4 separate regions of the Homo sapiens genome follow, and regions 2, 3 and 4 are each linked to region 1. A link is a contact called in ENCODE Hi-C or POLR2A ChIA-PET data. All regions are on one chromosome and are shown on one strand. The core of a region is the stretch at or near the end of the contact, and the rest is flanking DNA. Distances in the headings are between cores, read along the strand shown. Region 1 holds the start of KRT86-AS2 (KRT86 antisense RNA 2). Region 2 overlaps LOC124902934 (a long non-coding RNA gene). Region 3 holds the start of KRT6A (keratin 6A). Region 4 holds the start of ATG101 (autophagy related 101).

Evidence for each region. Hi-C counts contacts between places; a loop is a spot of excess contacts on that map. ChIA-PET counts read pairs that join two places held with the same protein, here RNA polymerase II (POLR2A). Pooled maps may share reads with other maps.
Region 2: a loop to region 1 is called in a map of sigmoid colon, with 2.8 times the contacts of the local background. The contact joins the enhancer-like site here to the promoter of KRT86-AS2 in region 1. A Hi-C loop is called at or near these places in 1 of 168 maps with a recorded cell type or tissue (sigmoid colon) and 5 of 50 pooled maps. POLR2A ChIA-PET finds 5 or more read pairs at or near these places in 3 of 52 experiments (Panc1, activated CD4-positive, alpha-beta T cell and naive thymus-derived CD8-positive, alpha-beta T cell).
Region 3: POLR2A ChIA-PET joins it to region 1 with 24 read pairs in MCF 10A. The contact joins the promoter of KRT6A here to the promoter of KRT86-AS2 in region 1. A Hi-C loop is called at or near these places in 1 of 50 pooled maps. POLR2A ChIA-PET finds 5 or more read pairs at or near these places in 2 of 52 experiments (BJ and MCF 10A).
Region 4: a loop to region 1 is called in a pooled map, with 2.9 times the contacts of the local background. The contact joins the promoter of ATG101 here to the promoter of KRT86-AS2 in region 1. A Hi-C loop is called at or near these places in 1 of 50 pooled maps. POLR2A ChIA-PET finds 5 or more read pairs at or near these places in 3 of 52 experiments (A549, H1 and activated CD4-positive, alpha-beta T cell).

Annotation. Positions count from the first base shown.
Region 1 is chr12:52,276,467-52,282,056 of GRCh38, forward strand. KRT86-AS2 (KRT86 antisense RNA 2) reads right to left here and starts at 2,690. Exons shown (of 2, transcript NR_199073.1): 1 at 2,475-2,690. All of the region lies in intron 2 of KRT86 (keratin 86), which reads left to right. RefSeq lists an enhancer at 3,611-4,810.
Region 2 is chr12:52,026,660-52,032,249 of GRCh38, forward strand. The region is part of intron 1 of LOC124902934 (a long non-coding RNA gene); the gene reads left to right. It also overlaps a transcript of NR4A1 not described here. Among named protein-coding and RNA genes, the nearest start is that of TAMALIN-AS1, 22 kb to the left of the region's middle. Within about 2 kb of position 3,219, at least 7 of the 41 ENCODE cell types and tissues checked have a DNase peak (open chromatin) inside an H3K27ac peak, as active enhancers do.
Region 3 is chr12:52,491,602-52,497,191 of GRCh38, forward strand. It overlaps KRT6A (keratin 6A), which reads right to left and starts at 1,656. Exons shown (of 9, transcript NM_005554.4): 1 at 1,048-1,656; 2 at 1-135. The coding sequence starts at 1,587.
Region 4 is chr12:52,066,818-52,072,407 of GRCh38, forward strand. It overlaps ATG101 (autophagy related 101), which reads left to right and starts at 3,161. Exons shown (of 4, transcript NM_021934.5): 1 at 3,161-3,425; 2 at 3,537-3,666. RefSeq lists enhancers at 2,627-2,916, 2,794-3,509.

The sequences.
Region 1 (5,590 bases), core at 1,440-3,939:
CATCCTTTGGATGTGAGGCAGAGGGTCCCTTGCCATTTATCACTGTCCTGGCTGCAAGTTATTATCCTTGTAGAAGAGAAAAGGTGCTGAGTCAATGTCGCCAGAGAAATGCAAGTCTGAAAATATAAAAGAGGTGCTGGTGATTTCAGGAAATGGGAGAGGGCAGATGTATTTGTGGAACTGGGTACTCCTGATGTATATTTAGCCTTCACCTTTTGATGCTTCCAGCTAGGCCTCTGCAAGCACTTGCATTTGTGAGCCTTAGAAAGGAGCTAGTCCTCCAGGATGTTTTCTTTCTCCCATTCTCTCTTAGCCTCCTCTCTTAACCCACCCACCTCCCAGCCCTCTCACACCCCCGCTGGCTCAAGTCTCACTCCATGGAGGGAAGGGCTTCTGTTCCCGGTCTTTTCTTGCTTTCTGCAGATGCAAGTGTCTCAGGCTTGGAAGGGTATTCATGGAGAGAGATCTCCCTTGTACAGGAATGGGTGACTCTGAGAAGGGATAAGCTGCTGAGGTTCTGAGGGGGCAGAGTGAGTGGGTGGGCCATCATGGTCAGGGTCCCACCAGCCACAGCTGTTCTGGTTCCCCAAGCAGCAAATACACTTCACCAAGGTCTTATTATTTTTCCTCCTGAAGAGTATAAACTCTAGGTTCCCGTGAGGAATGGATATTCTTCTTGCTAGTTTTCCTTAGGAAACAATAACCACAGCATTACATGCCAAAGAGCATTGGATGCTTCTGGGATCCTGGCTCATATTAGGAGTTTCTCCATACTAGACGTAAAAGGCTCTCTCTCAGCCATCCTAGATAGCCGGTTTCAAATCTTCACCCTGAAGGTAGACAGGTGGGCAGGTTCTTTTCATCTTGCCATACAGACAAACAAACACAAGTTTTGGAACAGGTGTGCTCACTCCTTGCAACCATGGACAATCTCCAATCCCTCATTGGCTCTGCAGCCTCAGAGCAAGGTCTGGATCCTTAAGGGGGAAGGAGTGAGGGCCAATAATGTCCTTCTGTCCTTGGTCTACCCTTCGCTCCCTACGCCCTGTGAACTAGAGGAAGTCAAGGACCCGCCAGCTCTGCAGGAGGAGGGTGGCTCTGGCAGCACCAAGGGCAAGCTGGCTTGGCTGGAGGCTGCCCTGCAGCGAGCTAAGCAGGATGTGATGTAGCAGCTGTGTGAGTACTGAGAGCTGTGATCGTCAAGTGGGGCCTGGACTTTGAGATTGCTGCCTGCCACAAGCTGCTGGAGGGTGAAGAGAGTGGATGATGGGTCAGCTGGGAAGTGCTTCAGATGTGGCTGCAGTGAGGAGTGCAGGGGCACAGGGCAGCACCACGCTCATCAGCCAGGGAAGGGTGGAGAGAGATGACCTAGGTATCCAGGAACTCGTTCCTCTAGAGCTAGGTTTCTCTCACCATCTTACAGCCCTTTGAACAAAAAGTTCTAGCTGATGTGTACTTTTGGCACCTGGGACGGGGTGACCCATAGTCATCCACCCCAGTATCAGAGACCAGGGGCCGGTTTGTCCATGGAGACAGCTGCAGGGACCAAGGCCTAGCCAGTGGGAATAAGGTCTCTGTGTGAAGTGCCTTCTTCTCAACTCTGCCCCTCTCCCCAGGCCTGGGGAAGGTGGGGTTACATGACCAGGTGGGGCTTGGCTTTCAACTCAGTAGACAACAGTAGGAGACAAGGGCTGTCACCAGGCTAGGGGAGGGAGGGGGAACTGATCACCCATGCCACAGGCATATTGCATTGATCACCTCCTTTAACACCTCACAAAACCCTGGCAGGGAGGTCCTATTATCCCCATTTTACAGATGAGGGGTAAGTTTCAGAGAGGTTAAGTGACAGCTTTAGGGACACACACTAGTCTTCAGATTATGGAGCTACCTGCTCTGGGGTCTCCTGTAGAGGTTTAAAATGTTCCCTCACGGTCTCACCTTCCAAGATCAAGTCAGGCCAAAGAAAGTGTAGTTTTTTTTTTTTTTTTTTTGGTCTTCTCTTTCCTCCAAAAAGTCATCAACAAAAGTGAGTTATATGAATTTAAGGCAGGAGTGATCAGAGAGCGCCAGGGAGCTTGCAGGGTGGAAGGACTGCTGTCTGGGAGGGTCAGGAGTGTGTGTCCTGGGGAATGCAGAATACCAAACCTAGTAGACAGATGGACTCACCTGCTTCCTTCTTTCCGCTGGCTTGGTCTGGGATTTGGGGCAAGGAGCATCAGTAAGTAAACAGTAGGCTGGCATGGTCGGATCTTATCTTATTATCTTATTCTCCTTATTCCCTCCTTCCCCGTCCACACCTTGGCGTGCCTCCTCTTGAGAAGGCAGAAGGGCTGTGTTTCTGTTCCTGTGTCTGTGACAGCTCCCTCTGTGCCTCTCCTTTTGTCGGGGGCTATTTCTTCTCTCGGGGGTGACTGCGTTTGCGTGTGTGGGGAAGGGGGTCCTGTGGTCTGTTCTCTGGGGAGAGGTCTGTTTACCTGTTCCTTTCGGGGAGTTTGTACATCTGTCTCCTGGTGGGGAGGAGGGTCTGTGTATCTGGAGGAGATGTCTGCAAGTCTGTCTTCTGGGGCTTGGGGTGGGGGGAGGAAGGGCTTTCCTCCCTCGGACAGTCGTCCTCCGTTCAGCCGGGCTCCGCCTGCCTGCTCCAGCCCCGAGCAGGCTCCGGCGCCCTGGAGACGAGCGCCCCTGGCGGCGGCTACGCGCTCTGCGGCTCTCCCGGCTGTGTCCGTGGGCTTTAGCTACACAGCTCCCGCAGATGTTGAACCCTTCCCGCCTCCCTCCGGAGAAGACAAGGAACCCTCAGCTTCTGCCCTAAAGACTTAGCCCTCTTGTGTCAGATGCCCCCTCCCATAGAGCTGACCCCACATCATCTTTCCTTTTTGCCTCCCACACCGGGACGTGAGGCGTTGGAGCACAGCTTACAGGACTATGACTGACCATCCCCAGTGCAGATGGCCTGGACGCTGGTGCCATTGGGTAGAGGTGGCCAGCTTACCTGGACCAAGAACCCTGCCCCTCTGAACTGTTCCCACCCCTTCTTTCCAGGGACTTCTCTGCAATAAAAAGTTGTGGAGTGGTCTGAGCTGCCAGGAGTTTAAACCCGGATTCTCCAGGCCATTCCCAGAGCACAGACAAACCTGGCTGCGGTGGAGGGGTCAGGGCGAGAACAGTACCAGGAAGCAACCTCCTCCCCTCCTGCTGTGAGGGTCTATGTGACTTAAGTATATGATGATTCGATATTATAGAACCAGAGTCTTTAGGATGGGGAGCCCGGAGTCCATGGGGAAAGCGAGAGAAAGGGTTCATTCATGCAGAAGAGTCTAGCCTGGGGCCCATAGCTTCTGGGCAGCAGAGCTGAGAATTCCATTCTCCATCCATCCATTCACTCTACACATACTTACTGAATGGCCTCATAGTGCTTGGTTCAGGGGACAGGATGGTGAGGAAGACACTCTAGGATTCCTGGAGATGAGGTTCTGGGTAGGGAGGTGGGCCATAGACGAGGAAACCGAGCAGAAACAGAAAAGGGTGAGATGGGGATTGGGCCAGTGCCTTCTATCACCCTGATGGGGCATTTGAAGACAGGTGGCCCTTGCAGATGGGGGCTGGAGAGAGATGAACACAATTGGGTGGCCCAAGCTTGGGTTCTGGTTTAACACACAATTGGGCCACCGAGTTGTGTTAATATGATCTGGTGGCGGGCAGAGGAACAACACACTATGGTGGAGGAAATTGTGGGCTGTGAAATCAGACGGAGGCTCCAGCTCTGTCTCTACTTCAGATCCAGGGTGTAAGTTGGTCCGAGTTTTTACAAGGCATTGGATTTTGGTGGTCGGAAGATAGAGTGGGGTGGCTAGATAAAGGCTGGATTTCTGGGTTCTTTCCCTGCCACACAGACCCAAGAGAAGCTTCTGTACAGTGAGCCCACATTCCTTTCTATTGCATGAAATTACATCATCAATGCAACAATAGTTTCTGCTTTCTATGTCCCTGGGTGGGGCTGAAGTGCGTCATTGGCCAGAGGCTTGGGCTTTACTTTTTAAGGCACTCTAGTGCCAGAGTGTCTGCTGTGTTCTTCTGGGTGCCTGCCCAGAGGACAGGTATCCAAAAGGCCCTCTTCTTGTGTAAACAGAAAAGTCTCATGCAAGAGGAATGGGACTGAAACTTGGCTAGCCGGATGCCACCCTCCTGAGGGGTAGGGGGCATGACCCCACTGGGCTCACACATCAGCCCTGGTTGATAAATACTGACCTGCCAACACTCGCAAATGCAAACAAGCTGCCTGAAGATTCTTTCAAGATTCTTTAGTCCAGCTCTGTGCTCCTTGCATTTTGCTAGGGGATCATGAGATTCTCTGCTATTCAAGCCCAATTTTCTCCAGCTCCTGCTATGATGATCATGTCAACAAGGGAACTTTGTGGGAATTGTAGGCAGGATCTAGGATGTACATTCTGCAACCTGCGTCACTCAGGACTGTTGCTCACATTTTCCCTTTTCAAATACCGAACCTGGACTTGCCTGATGTCAATCCAGAAGATCCCCAGGGCTTTGGGGTCAGGTTTGAGTTTCTTCCTGGGCCAGGGCCCTGTGGATCACAAGCAATGTTTGTGGTTTGGAGACTAATTCCCTGAGAGGCTCCCCTGGCCATGGGCCACATTCCAGACTGGGGTGGGAGGAAACTGCCCAGTGCATTTATGGAGAGTCATTCCCCAGCCCATTTATAAGCTTTGTGAGTCGGGTGGCTTCTGAAGGGAGGAGGGCTGTCCTCAGTTCAGTCATTGCTTCTCAGCAGAAGGGCACTATAAGGTGTGAGTCCTCTGTTGGCTCTGCATGCCTGCCTCACACTCCGTTGTATTTAAACATGTCAGATGCTAACTTGGCTGTGGTCATGTCTCTATCTGAGCCCCAGGAGGGCAGTGAAGGTCTCATCCATCCTCAGGGTCTGCCACAGAGTAGATGTGATGGGGTTGAGGCTGCATGGTCCTGGTTGGTGTGTCCTGTCCTGAGATGTATTGGGCCCTGTTTTTGACCATTGGCATGTGGCATTCTGCATAACCCCTTGGAAGTCTCTTGTGGAGTCTAAATGCAGTCCTTCCTGCTGTGATTTCAGCTGTAAGAGATCAACCAGACCAGCCTGGAGTAAGGAAGGAAGGGCCTTGATCCTGTTCCCAGTCTTATTCTTACCTTGTCCAAACTCTTCACCTGTTTCTGGGCCTCAGTCCTGCCCTCCTCTAGATCTAAATTGTGAAGATTCTTTTTTTCCTTCTTATTTAATTTTAAATTTATTTTTGTAGTGATGAAGTCTTGCTCTATCACCCAGGCTAGAGTGCAGTGGCAGGATTATAGCTCACTGCAGCCTCAACCTCCTGGGCTGAAGCGATCCTCCTGCCTCAACCTCCTCAGTAGCTGGGACTACAGGCACATGCCTCCACGCTCTGCTAATTAAAAAAAAAGTTTTGTAGAGATGGGGTCTCACCATACTGCCCAGGCTGGTCTCAAACTCTTGGCCTCAAGCAATCCTCCTGCCTCAGCCTCCCAAAGTGCTGGGATTACAGATGTGAGCCACTGTGCTTGGCTTTCTTTTTCCTTGTTT
Region 2 (5,590 bases), core at 1,969-4,468, 250 kb before region 1:
CACAGTCACAGCCACACCAAAAGGGAGATATTGTTATTATCATTCCATTTCCCAAACAAGCAACTGAGGCTTAGCAGATGTACAAAGCCCGCCTAAAGCCACACTGGGAATATGTGTATTTGAGCCCAGCTTAACCACCCACCAAACTAGGCCTGCAGGAGCTAGGAGGGGCTTCAGGAATGTGCACAGGTTCTCTCGGAGGGCAGCAGCAGACATACCCACTCTTCCTCTGAGCGGGGAGGGGAAGGTGAGAGCACAGAGGCTGGGCAGGGCTGATGGGGTTGAGGAAGAGGCTGCTTGGTGGCCTCAACTCCATGGACCGCAGATGGCCAGGCATCTTCTGGCCAGGAAGTGAGAGGTGTGTTGATAGGCACAGTGGCTGTCCACAGGGATTCCAGCCAGAGCTGTGGGCCCCCCACAAATCTCCATAGGGAGACTAGGGACTGAGGGGTGGGCCTTACAGTGGGAGGTGGGAGCAGCCCCATCCCTACCACAAGTGCCCCTTAGCCCAGCCCTGACTTCCAGCCCGTTACATAAGCTGCTGCATACCCAGGCCTGGAAATAGCTGAGGCTGTACCGGCTGGGCTGGGAGACGTGATGAATGGTCCCCAGGAGCATCAGCTGACCGCCCTGTGCTCCTGAAGTGACCTGAGGGCCTGCCAGCAGCTCGGGTTACCCAGCTCTCCCTGGGAGGCAGCCCTGCCTGGTCTGCTGAGGATGGCTCTGATGTGATTCTGTGTCTGGACATTTATGGTTCGAGTGCCCGCAGGATGGTCCCTCTCCCAAGCCTGAGCAGCTAAGGCAGCTCCCAGCCACGCTGTGCCCACTGGCAGCCTCTGGATGCTGGGAGCCAGGGCCTTGCCCAGAGCAAGCACTTGGATCTCTGCAGACAGTCAGCACTGGGAGGGCTGAGAGCTCTGCTGCTCTGAGTCCTGTGCTAAGGGCCCGCAAGGAAAGAGGAAGAGGAGCCTGAGAAACTCGGGGTGCACGTGGGGGCTGCAGGTGTCATTCCAGGGCTGCACTCCACCCACATCCCCATGCCTCCTGTTTCACGGCCCACTCTGTTACTGAACTGGTGGCCCTGGGCACAGGGGGGCACCCACACACTCTGATGCCCACTGCAGAGGGCAGAGCCACACACCCCTCCAGGGACTAGGCACATACACCCTTACTTCTGAGAGTAACGTGGCTAGGCTCAGGAGTGTAGGAGGGCGTTCTCCCAGCATATGGTGATCATATGTTAAGAATTATTATTATGTTGGTCAGGTGCGGTGGCTCACACCTGTAATTCTAGCACTTTTAGAGGCTGAGGTGGGAGGATTGCTTGAGTCCAGGAGTTTGAGACCAGCCTGGGCAACATGATGAAATCCTGTCTCTACAAAAAATACAAAAATTAGCCGGGCGTGGTGGCATGTGCCTTTAGTCCCAGCTACTCGGGAGTTTGAGATGGGAGGATCGCTTGAGCCCAGGAGGTTGAGGCTGCAGTGAGCCAAGATTGTGCCACTACACTCCAGTCTGGGTGACAAAGTGAGACCCTGTCTCCAAAAAAAAAAAAAAAAAAAAAAAAAAAGAAGAGAGAAGTATGAATGATTATGGCCATGCCAATTCTGTGCCTTTAAGATACCTGCTTAAGGGGCCGGGAGCAGTGGCTCACGCCTGTAATCCCAGCACTTTGGGAGGCTGATGCAGGCAGATCATGAGGTCAAGTGATCGAGACCATCCTGGCCAACATAGTGAAACCCCGTCTTTACTAAAAATACAAAAATTAGCTGGGCGTGGTGGCTCATGCCTGTAGTCCCAGCAACTTGGGAGGCTGAGGCAGGAGACTTGCTTGAACCCAGGAGGCGGAGGTTGCAGTGAGCTGAGATTGAGCCACTGCACTCCAGCCTCGTGACAGAGCAAGACTCCGTCTCAAACAAAACAAAAAAACAAAAAAGATACCTGCTTAAAAGACAAAAAGACCAGGCCAGGCGCGGTAGCTCATGCCTGTAATCCCAGCACTTTGGGAGGCCGAGGTGGGTGGATTACGAGGTCAGGAGTTCAAGACCAGCCTGGCCAAGATGGTGAAACCCCGTCTCTACTAAAAATACAAAAATTAGCTGGGCGTGGTGGTGGGCGCTTGTAATCCCAGCTACTTGGGAGGCTGAAGCAGAGAATTACTTGAACCCGGGAAGCGGAGGTTGCAGTGAGCCAAGATGGTGCCACTGCACTCCAGCCTGGGTGACAAAGCGAGACTCCATTTTAAAAAACAAAAACAAAAACAAAAACAAAAAGACCAAAATTCAACTTCTCCCTAAAAATATTAATGCTTTAAGTGAAATTATCTCTCTAGTATTCCCCAAATCCTTTAGTGGAATAGGCATAATAGGCACTCCCAGGGAGCTAGGACCTGTTTACTCTGATTCCAGGACCTTCTGACAGGTGGGAAGCCCCCAGCTGGAGAAGTGTGGGACATTTTCTAAAAGAGCAGTGGAAAGTGAGTGAGTTGCCCCATCTGCCTGACCACAGATTGCCTGTCCAATGACAGGAGGGACGCATACATGCACACACACTCCACCTCTCTCCTTGGTGCTCAGATGTGGGGGCAGAATTCCCCTCCAAACGCCTGCAGCAGCATTCCCTGAAGACCCTGCCTGTGCCCAGACCCTGCCCATGACTTTGCACCCTCCTTGTGTGCCTGTGGGTCCTGCAGTTCTGAGCCCATGGCCAAGGCACAGGGGAAACAGGCCCCTAATGTACTCCAGAGACGGCCGGTGTGGTGGCCCACACCTGTAATCCAACATTTTGGGAGGCTGAGGTGGGTGGATTGCTTGAGCTCAGGAGTTTGAGACCAGCCTGGGCAACAGAGTGAAACCCCGTCTCTACAAAACATACAAAAATTAGCCAGGCATGGTGGCATACACCTGTAGTCCCAGCTACTTGGGAGGCAAAAGTGGGAGGATCACTTGAGCCAGGGAGGCTGAGGCTGCAATGAGCTATGGTTGCATCACTGCATTCAAGCCTGGGCAACAGAATGAGACCCTGTCTCAAAAAACAAAAACCACACACACACAAGACAGAACACCAGAGAGCTAAGGAATACCTACCCCTCTGCCATATAAACCTGTGTGGGGAAGGGCTTGGCTTCCTTCAGTTCCCTCCCGCCTGCCTCATGTCTCTCCAGGCACTCTCCCTTGAGGGTTGTCACCGGTAACCAGAGCTGGCTCCCCTGGTGAGAGCAGGAGCAGCGTTACTTAGCAACAGGCACAGCACACAAAATCCAGCTAATCTGGGCTGCCCCAGTGGCCAGCCCTCCTACAGCCCTCAGGGCGGTGGCTGCTGGCCAGCAGCACACCCCTAGAAGTGGACACTTATAAACTTCTGCATCTTTCTACCCCAGCAAACCCTAAGTTCCAGCTTGGGCAAGAAGGACTCTTGCACACAAAGGCACAAAGACATGGGCAGGGTGTGGGCACAGGCAAGGTCTTCAGGGAATGCTGCTGCAGGGGCATTTTCTCCGCCCTCCCTGTCCCTCTCCCCTTCCTTAGGCCCTGTCTCCCTTCACAGTATCTACAGAACTCTCTGAGGCGGGGGTCCCAGCTCTGCAGCAAGCCATGAAATGAAGGGCAAATCCCTTCACCTCTGGGTAGCTCAACTTCTCTGGGAAGCAATAACATAGCAGCTCAGTGTAAGGACTTTGAGGCCACACTGGTCTGGATGCAAATCCATGCTCTGCTACTTCTCAGCTGTGTGACACTGGACATGTTTACTTAACCTTTTATTTATTTTTTATTTTGTATTATTTTTTGAGACGGAGTCTTGCTCTGCTGCCCAGGTTGGAGTGTAGTGGTGCAATCTTCGCTAACTGCAACCTCCACCTCTCAGGTTCAAGTGGTTCTCCTGCCTCAGCCTCCTGAGTAGCTGGGATTACAGGCATAGGCCACCATGCTGGGCTAATTTTTGTATTTTTAGTAGAGACGGGGTTTCATTATGTTGGCCAGTCTGGTCTCGAACTCCTGACCTCATGTGATCCGCCTGCCTTGGCCTCCCAAAGTGCTGGGATTACAGGCGCGAGCCACCACACCTGGCCTACTTAACCTTTTAGAGCCTCAGTTTCCTCAATACTAAAATAGTGCCCACCTTAGATGGCTGCTGAAAGAAGAGACAAAGGAAAAAAGTCATCGGCACAGAGTCTGGCACAAGGGCCTGTGGATTGGGCTGAGTGCTCCTCTCGCGCATCCCCAGCTCTGTCCCCCTTAGTCACTGGCCTCCAGCCACTTGCCTTACTCTGCTGCTCTAACAAGCTGGCACTCTTTCATTACTGTTTCCTCTCCCTGCAACTTATCCCTTTCCCCTAACTCTCCACCGACAAACTCCCCTCAGTTTATTTATTTTGAGATAGGGTCTCACTCTGTCGCCCAGGCTGGAGTGCAGTGGTGCTGTCACAGCTCGCTACAGCCTCAGACTCCTGGGCTCAAGTGATTCTCTCACCTCCGCCCTGAAGTAGCTGGGACCATAGTCCCGTAACACCAAGCAGGCTATTTTTTAATTATTATTATTACTTTTAGTAGAAACAAAGTCTCCCTTACGTTGCCCAGGCTGGTCTCAAACTCCTGAGCTCAAATGATCCTCCCATCTCGGCCTCCCAAAGTGCTGAGATTACAGGCATGAGCCTCCAGTGGTGCCCAGCCTTCCCTCAGTTTAAAAGCTACTTCCCGCCAGGCACAGTGGCTCACGCCTGTAATCTCAACACTTTGGGAGGCCGAGGCGGGCAGATCACATGAGGTCAGGAGTGTGAGACCAGCCTGGCCCACATGGTGAAACCCCATCTCTACTAAAAATACAAAAATTAGCCAGGTTTGGTGGCATGCGCCTGTAATCCCAGCTACTCATGAGGCTGAGGTAGGAGAATGGCTTGAACCTGGGAGGCAGAGGTTGCAGTGAGCCGAGATCATGCTACTGCACTCCAGCCTGGGTGACAGAGTGAGACTCCGTCTCAAAACAAACAAACAAACAAATAAAAAAGCTACTTCCTTGGAGAAGCTTTCTCTTATCCATCCCTTGCGAAAATTACAGCTGCCTGTTAAATATCTCACTGACATCCTCCATTTCATTTTCTCTTTATGGTTGTGATGGTTAATTTTTTTTTTTTTTTTTTTGAGACGGAGTCTCGCTCTGTTGCCCAGGCTGGAGCGCAGTGACGCAATCTCAGCTCACTGCAACCTTCGGCTCACTGCAATTTCCGTCTCCTGGGTTCAAGCAATTCTCCTACCTCAGCCTCCGGAGTAGCTGGGATTACAGGTGCCCGCCACCACGCCCAGCTAATTTTGTATTTTTAGTAGAGACGGGGTTTCACCATGTTGGTCAGGCAGGTCTGGAACTCCCGGCCTCAAGTGATCCGCCCGCCTCGGCCTCCCAAAGTGCTGGGATTACAGGCTTGAGCCACCGTGATGGTTAATTTTAAGTGTCAACTTGACTGGGCTAAGGGATGCTCAAATAGCTGGTAAAATGTTATTTCTAGGTGTATTTGTGAGGCTGTTTCTGGAAGAGATTAGTATTTGAATCAGTAGACTGAGTAAAGAAGACCGCCCTCACCGCTATGGGCAGGCAT
Region 3 (5,590 bases), core at 406-2,905, 210 kb after region 1:
CAGCTGCCTCCTGAGGTTGTTGATGTACTGCTCGAACAACGGCTCCAGGTTCTGCCTCACAGTCTTGGTGCCCTGCTCCTGCAGCAGGGTCCACTTTGTTTCCAGAACCTTGTTCTGCTGCTCCAGGAACCGCACCTGAAAGAGAGACAAGATGATCATTTTCCAGGCAAGGGAAGGAAGAAAAAGTGTCTGGTATCCGGTTTCCTGGCAGGTCCGGGAGGTTCCCATGGTGCTGGGCTACTACAGTGCATGTAGAGAGGCTCAGGCTGAGCTCTGCTCCCCCAACCCCTTCTCCTTTGTACCCCACCAATCTCACTAGAGGAATTGTCCCACGGACCATTCAGGTGTTCTCACTCTCTAAGTTATTGGACATATTAATGAGTTTCAACATGTCTTTTCCTTCTTTTCCCAGCCAAAATTACAAACATAGTTATAAAATAGTATTCATCTGATAAATTTTACACAGTTTTTATTACTGATAGGACCTCAGTTAGAAGAGATGTTAAATGTTGCCCAATGATTTGATTCCCGTCTTATTTCCCATTTGTGCAAGTCTCTCCTCTAAAACATCCTGATGTTATGGTCATTCTTTGTTTTGAGGATTAATTAACATTTCCACATAACGTATAAACGTTTTAAGTCTTTTTTTTCTTAATCTAGCCAAAATATCCTTTCTTTTGTTTCCAATATTTTTTCCTCTTATCCAGACCCCAGAGTGTAATTTACCAGCCCGTGTACTCCTGGCATTTTCTTTGACGCTTCAAAGGGAAGAGTTAACCTACTCCATTCTCTGATGGCCTCATCTGTGCTTCAGGGTTATGAAAAGTTATGGTTCTCCCTAGGCAGGAGTGAGGGCCACTCCAGAGATCCCATGGGGGAGTGATGCCCATCCCTGCTGCTTGCTGGGCACCAGCAGCCATCTGCACTCTCTGCAGAGCTGGGCTGAGTCCTCTTCTCCCTCCCTCCTAGGTCTCCCTGGCAGGAAGGTGTTGCTCCTCTGGTCTGGGGACCCTGAAGTGCCCCATGGAGGGCATGGCACTGGCTCACCTTGTCGATGAAGGAGGCAAACTTGTTGTTGAGGGTCTTGATCTGTTCACGCTCCTCAGCCCGCACCCGCTGGATGGTGGGATCGATTTGCAGGTTGAGGGGAGTCAGGAGACTCTGGTTGACGGTGACCTCTTGGATGCCTCCAGGGGGGCACACAGGGAAGCCAGGGCCCCCAAAGCCACCAGCAAGGCCGGCTCCACCACCCAGACCAAAGCCAATGCCGGCTCCACCACCGAAACCAAATCCACTCCCGGCGCCACCAAAGCCATAGCTGCCTCCGGCTCTGCTGCCATAGCCGCCACTGATGGCACAGCTGCCCCCTCCAATGGAGATCCTCTTGGAGCCCCCCAGGCCATACAGACTGCGGCTGCCAAAGCCAGCTCCTCCACATGCACCACCCAGGCCACCACTGCCCCTGGAGCGGGACACGGAGACGCTGCTGAAGCCAGAGCGGCTGACCCCAGGGAGCCTGGCTGAGTTGGCACTGAAACCCCGGCGGCTGCTGCTGTGGCTCCTGATGGTGGTGGATGTGCTGGCCATGGTTCCAGGAGATGAGAGAGCTGAGGAGAGTGTGAGAGGCTGGAGGAGAGAGGGAAGAGAAGCAGGACTAGGAATCAGGCTCGGGGCAGCAGCTTATATATGGAGAGCATGGGCTGGGCCCAGTCCTGGAAGGTGAGCTTGCAGGTTGGGAAGGGCTGGGCTTTACCAACAGTGAGATCACACCCAGTTTCTAGAAAGGTATGAAATATGAAGATTGCTTTTTGGCTTCCTTTAGTCATAGAGAAATTCTCCTGCCTTCCAGCCTTGACTTGATCCTAACACAATAAGCCCGGGTATACATTCACTGAAGTCATGAGTTAGTCATGTCCTCAAACAAAGGAGACAAGGAGCTGATCTGTGATAATTGTCCCCTCCTTCTTCTTCATCAGACACTCCCTGTGTGCCCCCTTCCCACACAGGTTTTCTACTCCACTTGCACCAGCCTCACCCTCTGAGTGGGATCCTTCCTGAGGGCGTATGGGCATTTGCCCGATGGCCTGAGCAAGAAGTAGCCTGTTGTGTTTTTTCCACTGCATTTGGACCAGTTCTTCTGGAGCTCCTGGCTGTCCTCCCTTGTGTCCTGGACATAGGAACGGGGTCTGCTTTGGGGATCTAACCCTCCTTTGTCAGGCAAGAGGGACAGAGGAGTTGAGTCTTTACACTGTAGGAGCAACATTTGTTCTGTGTACTGTGTGATCACCTGCCCACATGCCGTTTACCTAAAATGAAGGGAGCAGACATTGCCCAGGGTGCTCAGAGACCTGACTTCTGCCAGGAGTTTCTTTCCATATCTGCACCTCTCTCTCCAGTGCTTGCTTTCCTATTGAGCTTAGTCTCATGTAAATCTGCCTTTCCAGTTGAAATTTATAGACACCTTCTCCCTGCTGTTTTGGAGCATTTACATAGAGCTTAATTTAAACAACGGAAAATGAGTGATATAAAAATCATTAAGGAATTCACTGGATTTTTATTCCCACAGATTTTGACATTTCTTAAGAATCAAGAGTCAGACAGTTTAATTGGGTGTGTAGGGAAAGTCAAGGGGCATATGGAAGCTGTGAATCATAAAATTGTGCCCTTACAAGTGTGATGATGTAACATGTCAATTCCACATTTTAATTTCTGATCTCAGTGCTTGAAATCTCAAATCCATATACACCTTCTGGGAGGGTGGGCAGGCTGACAAAGGTGAGTGTGCTTGGTTTACAGAGGAATGAGCTTCACTTCTCCAGTCCATGCATTAAGCACTGTGCATGAGGAGAATGGAGAGCAATCCTGGGCAATATTGTTCTGTGAGAACCTATGGATAAATGAGCAACCGCAGGAGGAAGAACAAACTCCCATGCTAAGAAGAGCCTCAGGAAAGCTCTTGTTACTATTTTAAAAGCAGTCCCATTTCTCCAACATTTGGAGGGGGGGACACAGCATCCAGGAGAACAGGGTGTTCCCTGTCTAAAGGAGGTGCTAACTCAGCGTCTGGCAAGAACGAGATACCTTCTCAAGACAACGGAAGCAGCTCCCCTCCCTCCACCCTGGTTGCACAATGGTTGACCAAGAATGTGCTTCCACCCAGTTCTGGGAAAGAAGTGTTCCTTCTGGTATGTGCTCCGACCCACTCTACTCTCTTGGGATAGAGGCTTTAGGCTTGGCATGAATGATGCTAGGATGGGTAAGAAGGGTTGGCAATTCAGGTGGGAGCTATATGCATTTACCCAGTGTCCTATGTCTGTGTCAATGTCCAATGTCCACGGCTGCTTTCACACTACAAAGACAGAGCTGAGTAGTTACAACAGAGATTGTATGCCCTGCAAAGCCTAAAATAGTCACTATTTGTCCCTTTAAAGAAAACATTTGCCAACCCCTGGTTAAGAGCATGGACTTTGGAGACAGAGGGCTCAGGTTCATGACCAAGCACCTGGGTGTCCCTCTGCACTTTCTTAAACCCTTTGTGCCTTGTTTTTACACCTGTAAACTGGGAGTGAACATAGCACCGGCCTCAAAGTGCTATTGTGAGGCTTCAGTGAGATAATTAATTGAAGGTCTTAGCAAGGCATCTGGCATATAATTTCTCACCGAAGGTAAGCTAATATTATCATAGGAAAGTATGAAGACATTTTGTATGTAGAGGCCCACAAGAAGCGTCAAGAACAGGGACACAAGTGCAGGGTATGTGTGTGGGGGAGGAGGGTGGTTCAGAGACCGGTAAGAGAAATGAAACCAACATTGCAGGCTTGTGCCACATTAGTAAGGACTTAGGAAGCCATGTATAGAGGTTTGCCCTGCTCCCAGATGCCACACAGAGCCGCAGAAGGCAGAAGAGCAACAGGATCAGAAGAGCAATTTGCAAGCTTGCAGCCACTCTGCTGAGCAGCAGCATGGGGCAGACAGAGCTCCGCCCAGTGGGGGAGGCAGCATGTTGTCTGAGTGATTGGAAGGAAAGGTGGTTGGAGAGAGGATCCAACCTCTGAGTTCTTGGCAGGAGCCCAGAAGACTGCTCTCCCTCTTATGGAGTCAGGTTCCCCTGCCCATCCTCTGCTGGGTCTCAGGCTGTTCTCTGGGGTACACACACAGGGGCAGCTGCTATTAACCAGCAGTGCCAACTGCATCAGTTCCTTTTTCACTAATGAGTTCCTGTCTTTTTAAGTGTGGGGGTGAACTCATCCCTGAATAAAATATGTAATGTAATTCATTTAGTCTATCAGAGGATGGTTTAACTTCAACATCTTATTCAATCTAGGCTTGGTGTGTGCATCAGACAGCACCAGCAATATAAAGTGCCATGTTTAATTTCCTGACACCAGTGTATCTCCTTTTGCTAAATTTATATGACATTCTCTTATATATCTACTAAGAGGTTTTTTAAAAAAATTCCCATTCCCAGCTGCCAGGCATGCTCTGGGAACCAAGTCCAGTGACCCCATAGAGTGAGGTCAGCTGGGAGGACTCATGAGAGGTGATGAAGGGCTTCTAAGACAGTGGAGGGGGAGTTAGAGAGGAGGGAATCCTGCTGCTGCCGGAAGATCTATTTCTGATTCCACTTCTTCCCAGGCCCCACCACCACTAAAAGGGGAAGTTTGCACCTGGCTCATTTGCCATTGATTGTCTATGTCTTTCTTTGTCCTGGTGTGGGAGGTGCCTGTTGTTCCTGGCCTGCTTTCAGACAGCTGCCCTAGGCTGGGCCCTGTTCTTTTCTCTCCTGTGAGTCCAGCCCTCTCTGCCTCTGAGTCTACCTCTGCCAGCGACCACCTATCCCAGGAGAGGGTCATGTTCATAGGCAGGCCACCCTATCTACCCTGGATGGTTATTCTCAGGTGAAACCTCTCTGGTGACCATGGCTCATGTCCCATGGTGGTGCCCAGAGGTGTTCTGTTTCCCTAGAAGAGCCGAGTGGGGAAGGCACAACCTTCATAAGAAGATTAGAACAAAGGGTGATGGTTCAGGCAACTATGTGAGAGAAACCAAAGCACGCAGGATGAGTAAGCAGGATGACAGCCAGCCTCCTCCCCAGGGGACAGCTGAACCCAGCCTCTTCCTTCTGCCGGGAGAGCCTCCCTTCAGGTGGGAGCTGTCTCTGATTGCCTTGGAATGCAGAATGCCTTTGTTCCAGGCCCAGGGATTAACCTGCACTCTTGAGTTGTTCCCAGTGTGGAGGGAGGACAGGAGGGAGCTCCTGAAGCCTGAGCTCATGGAAAGTCTGCCTCAAAGAGGATTTGCCTAGGCGTTCTGCCTCCCAGGGTGGAGTTGGCAGATGAGAATGAGGGAGAGGCTATTGTCATCATCATCAAAAGCTTTAAGATTCAGTGCCTAATCTTGCAAGCCACAATGCAGGATGATGCTGCTCAGAGGGAATCCCAGCGAGCCAGGCCTGTCCCTAGGGAGCACCCACTGAAAGAGAAATACTGGCAGCCACACGTGTAAGCAACATAGACAGAAGCACGAAGGCTAGTGTGAGATGTGCAGCCTTCTATGGTAGACCTAGTGGTTTAGAGAGTCTTGAATCCCT
Region 4 (5,590 bases), core at 1,911-4,410, 210 kb before region 1:
GAGAGATCAGTCACTTCCCTTACTCACTGGCAGTCTCTGGGGATGGGCTCTGGCACCTCCTCCACTCCAGGACTGGTTCCAACCTCCCTTGGTCCCTCTCTCAGCTTCTTACAGACCCTTCCCTCTCAATATTTCCTCCTGATTGCCGTCTGGTTTTGTGCAGCCTCCCGAAGAGGTCGCTGGTGTGTAGGGCAGGCAGCTTTCTCTTTCTCCCAGGAGAGGCACCCACACCTGGGATAAGAGGCAAGGGCTGAAAAAGGGCAGAACTGTGGGGAGGAAGGGAAGAGGATAGGGAGCAGATGATGGTGGAAAGGCCAGCCTGAGGAGGAGCTTGTGCAGCCAGGTTTCGAAGAACTGAATGGGAGGGGGAAGCCTAAGGGTGAGGTGGTGACAGTGGTGTGCTGGAGCCAGCTGGCACTGGCCCTCAAGGGCTGATTTTAACCTTGACGATCAAGATGCAATCATCCATCCGTTCTGGACTCTGCATTCATTGATGTCTTGTAGTTTGAAATCACCTATGATAGGAAATGGGCAAATGCTACAAATCAAGGCATTTCCCTTACCAGAGAGCAGGTGTGAAGCATTTATCAGGACACCACTGGTGGGTGGGGGTGTATTGGAGAGTGGTGGTACATAGGAGAGAGTTGGCTGAAGAAGCCAGCCAGAAAGAGAGCTCCCATAGTGGCAAAGAGCTTTCGATTTGAACTCAAGGCTCTGTTATTTACTGAATGACCTTGGGCCACTTACTTAACCTCTCCCCAGTCACTTTCTTTTTCTTTTTTTTTTTTTGAGACGGAGTCTCGCTCTTTCACCAGGCTGGAGTGCAGTGGTGTGATCTCTGCTCACTGCAACCTCTGCCTCCCCGGTTCAAGCGATTCTCCTGACTCAGCCTCCGGAGTAGCTGGCATTACAGGTGTGTGCCACCAAGCTTGGCTATTTTTTTTTTTTTTGTATTTTTAGTAGAGACAGGGTTTCACCATGTTGGTTAGGCTGGTCTCGAACTCATGACCTCAAATGATCCACCTGCCTCGGCCTCCCAAAGTGCTGGGATTACAGGCGTGAGCCACCATGCCCGGCCCAATTTCTTATCTATATTGCAGGATTGATTAGTATCAGGTTTAAATTTATATGTACACATATATGGTATTTAAAATCATGACCTTTCCATTCCACCTAATAAATGTTATCTATTATCGTTTTGGGAAATAAAAGCATGTGTTAGAAAAATCAGCTTTTTTTTTTTTTTTGAGACAGGGTTTCTCTCCGTTGCCCAGGCTGGAGTGCCGTGGTGCAGTCTCAGCTCATTGCAACCTCCACCTCCCAGGTTCAAGCAATTCTTCTGCCTCAGCCTCCCAAGTAGCTGGGATTACAGGTGCCTGACACCACACCTGGCTTTTTTTTTTTTTTTGTATTTTTGGTAGAGATGAGGTTTCACCATATTGGCCAGGCTGGTCTCAAACTCCTGACCTCGAGTGATCCATCAGCCTCGACCTCCCAAAGTACCGGGATTACAGGCATGAGCCATCACACCCGACTTTTTTTTTTTTTTCTTTTTGAGACAGGATCTTGTTTTGTCATTCAGCCTGCAATGCAGTGGCGTGATTATAGCTCACTGCAGCTTCAACCTCCTGGGCTCAGGTGATCCTCCACCTCAGCCTCTGAAGTAGCTGGGACTACAGGGGTACACCAACACGCCCAGCTAAATTTTTAATTTTTATTTTAAAGATGGGAGTCTCACTATGTCGACCAGGCTGGTCTTGAACCCCCGGCCCCAGGTGATGCTCTGTCCTAAGCCTTCCAAAATGTTGGGATCACAGGCGTGAGGCACCCCAATGGGCCAGAAAATGAGCATGGTAATCCCCAGCTAACACCTTAAGAATGCCTCCTGGCCGGTCGCGGTGGCTCACGCCTGTAATCCCAGCACTTTGGGAGGCCGAGGCGGGCAGATCACGAGGTCAGGATATCGAGACCATCCTGGCTAACACGGTGAAAACCCGTCTCTACTAAAAAAAATACAAAAAAAATTAGCCGGGCGTGGTGGTGGGCGCCTGTAGTCCCAGCTACTCGGGAGGCTGAGGCAGGAGAATGACGTGAACCCAGGAGGCGGAGCTTGCAGTGAGCCGAGATAGCGCCACTGCACTCCAGCCTGGGCGACAGAGCGAGACGCCGTCTCAAAAAAAAAAAAAAAAAAAAAAAAAAAAAAAATACTGCCTCCTATTGGAGGTGGGTGCATTAACCGAGCTCTCGAAGCCCTGTCTGCTCTGGGCTTACAATCTACATGGAGAACCAAATGCGCTCCAGGAAGTTACACAGCACTAAAAATACACTTGTATTCATATTAGACTTTACAGGTCACAGAAATCTTTCATATGAGTTATCTCCTGTGATCCTCACAACAGCCACCTGTTTATAGAGAGCATCAGAAAGGATGAGTGATGTTGAGGGTCACGCAGAGAAGCAATGGCCGAATTACTAGCCTCCGAAGGACTGTCACCAGATTGGTCACCATGGGGTATCAAGTAGTGCTGCTGCATAAAGGCAACACTGAGAGATGAAGCCCCTTTCTCCAGCATCTGTGTGGGTGGAGGGCCAGGGATCCCGTCTGTTACGCACATTCAACAAACTCAAGTTTTGCCATCCACTGGGCGTCCTGCAGTACAGCGGTGTGGGCTCATCTCCAGGACCTCTCTCTACGGGGTACGCCCCTCATCTTGCGGTGATCAGTGTTCCTTCCAGACCTCTCAGTCCGGACTGAGTTGGGCACCGCGTCAGCGTCTCCCGGCCAGGCTCGCCGCCGATGACTCCGCTCGGCCTAGGGAGGCGGCCGAGAGCCCGTAGGGCTCCTCCTTCCCTCCAGTCTCTATGGCGGAAGTGAGTTGTACGGGCCGAAACACCACAGCGTTCTCGGTGGTGGGCTGAATGGACTCGTCCACATGAGGGGGATCTTCATCACCATCAACTCTTAAAATCCGAGACATAACCACGAAAGGAGCAGCCCCCAGATCAGAGAGCAACGCATGACTATCTGCGTGTGCTTCTGTGACTACGCGGATGTTGTGGGCGGCTACATGCGTGCGGGGGCCCGGCGAGCTGGGCAGGTGCCCCCTCCGGGGCCGTGGGATCTGGTGAGCTTCCCGGCGCGCGGGGGGCGGTGCGGCTTCCGGTCCCGGCTCAGCCTCCGACCCAGGTGGTCTGGAGCCTGCCGGGAGAGTGGTGGCATCTGAGAGGCTGGTCGTGGACTGTGGTTGGGGGAGGTGGGAGCTGTTTTAACCGTGTGCCCCCTCTCCTGTGCCGGCGTGGGCATCCCCCGGGGCAGTGGAACGCGGGCGCTCCTCCAGCTTCCGAGTCCAGCCAGCCTGGGCGCGGGGCGCCGCCCCCGAGACACCCGAGGAGTCCGTTCCTCCCTGGTTACGTGGACTGTGGAGGTTCGCGCGTAGTGGCGGCGGGGGATACGGGACCCGGGCGGGAATTCCTTCCTGCGTCCGTCCCGAGTCTCTTGATATGGAGCCAAGTAAGTTTTCTGGTTTTGCTTTTAGCTGGTCTCTTGTGGCTCAGCGCCGTGCGGAGGTTGAAGCGTACCTGCGGAGGTCGCACCAGGGCGTGAGGAGGAGGAGGAAGGGCATGAGCCGAGCTTGAGGAATCCGTGCTCCAAACTCTACACTCAAGGTGGGAATGGGCGCACCCTGTGCTCCAGCCAGGCTTGAGAAGGCGGCTGTTAGCCTCTGCCACTCGGGGGGACAAGAGGGACGAGACTTTCCAGACCCTACTCTGGTGGGCCCTGCTTGCTCACTGCTCACTGTGTGGGGCAGGGGACAACAAGGTTTTCACAGACCAAATGTGGCAGCTGTGGGAAGGAGAATGGGGTTGGTCAGGACTGACTTCTTGGAGGAGTGGATCCTAAAATAGCACGTAGAATGAGGGAGGAGCCCAGGCTTGGGGCACAAGTGAGATGTGTGGCTTGTGTGAACGATTGCGGGGGACACAAGAGGGAGAAGTCGTGGAAGAAAGGGAGCCGGACCAGAGCCGGGAGTCTCTAGATGGGAAGAAAACTGCTGGATGGAGTAAAACTGGAGGGCAAAACGAGCAAGAGAGCCCTTCTCCTTCTTGATCCAAGCATGTAGGAGAAACTAATCCAGCAACCCCTGGAAGAACCTGGAATTCCTGGGTTGGGCTCAATTGAGCAGTTGTTTTGTAGAAGGTACTAGGAATTACCATTATAGTGATGAATGGAATATAGTCTCTGCCCTATAAGCAGAATATAGGAATTGTTTGCCTAGTGGTAGAGACAAAAACAAAACGTGATGGTGCTTGATAGTACAGGTAGACGCGAGCTGATCGCCAGCTGAGAGGCAGAGCTGGCCTGATCTCTGTGCGGTCCACAGACCGTTGCCCTGTATCCTGTGCTGAGCAACAGTTTAAAAGGGGCAGACACAAACTGAAATATACTTTTTATATTCACCATCTGTCAACCAGATGAGTGAAATATACTTAGAGGAGAGCTGCTAGGATTCCATGCAGATAAGATGTGATGTGGAACAGACATGTTTTTGAGGACTGGGGACCTTCAGCCTGTAGAAGGGGTGAGGGGGTGGTGGAATAGCTGCCCCTAAATAAAAACTCACTTGTGGAAAAGAGGTGAGACTTATTTTGTGTGGCTTTGGGTACCAAAACTAAAACTAAAAGTGGTTTGAAGCACTAAGAGACAGATTCTTCAGCAGAAAGAATAACTGGACTGGGTGCGGTAATCCCAGCACTTTGGGAGGCCGAGGCGGGTGGATCTCTTGAGCTCAGGAGTTCGAGACCAGCCTGGGTAACATGGCAAAACCCTTTCTTTACCAAAAATACAAAAAATTAGCCAGGTGTGGTGGTGTTCGCCTGTGTTCCCAGCTGCTTGGGAGGCTGGGATGGGAGCCTGGGAGGCAGAAGTTGCAGTGAGTAGAGATTGTGTCACTGTATTGCAGCCTGGGTGATGGAGTGAGACCCCATTTCATAAATAAAATAAATAAATAAATCAGAATAACTGAATAGAACTTCCTGAACATTGACTGGTTGTTGTGAGAGCTAGTGAATTCCCAGTCAGGGGAGGTTTGCAAGCTGAATACTCTGAGTTATAAGGAACTTGAAGCTCCCTCTCCCTCTGGGCATGTATTTAGTTATTATGTTCTAGTTCTCAAGTCTCTTGTTCTCTCCTTCCTACTCTCTCTACCACTGCTGTGTTATAGCCTTGCATCATCTCTTGGCAGTAACAATGTAATAATGAATTATAGCAGCTAATACTTAGTGGATATTTACCATTTGTCAGGTACTTATTTAAGTGTTTTATACATGCTAGCTCATTCAGCCCTCAACCCTTTCAAGGTAGCCATTATTATCTCTTTTGTATATGTGGCAGATAGGTGTTAAGCAGCTTGCCCAAGATCATGAGCATGGAGCAAGTGGCAGAGCTGGGGTTCCATTCCAGGTTGTCTGGCTTTCAAGTCATCGTTTTCAACCACTATTCTACTGTATTTTACATGTGTTACCTTAATTCTCACTACTATCCCCATTTACAGATAAGAAGTTCAGAGAGGTTGAGTGATTCGCTTAAGGT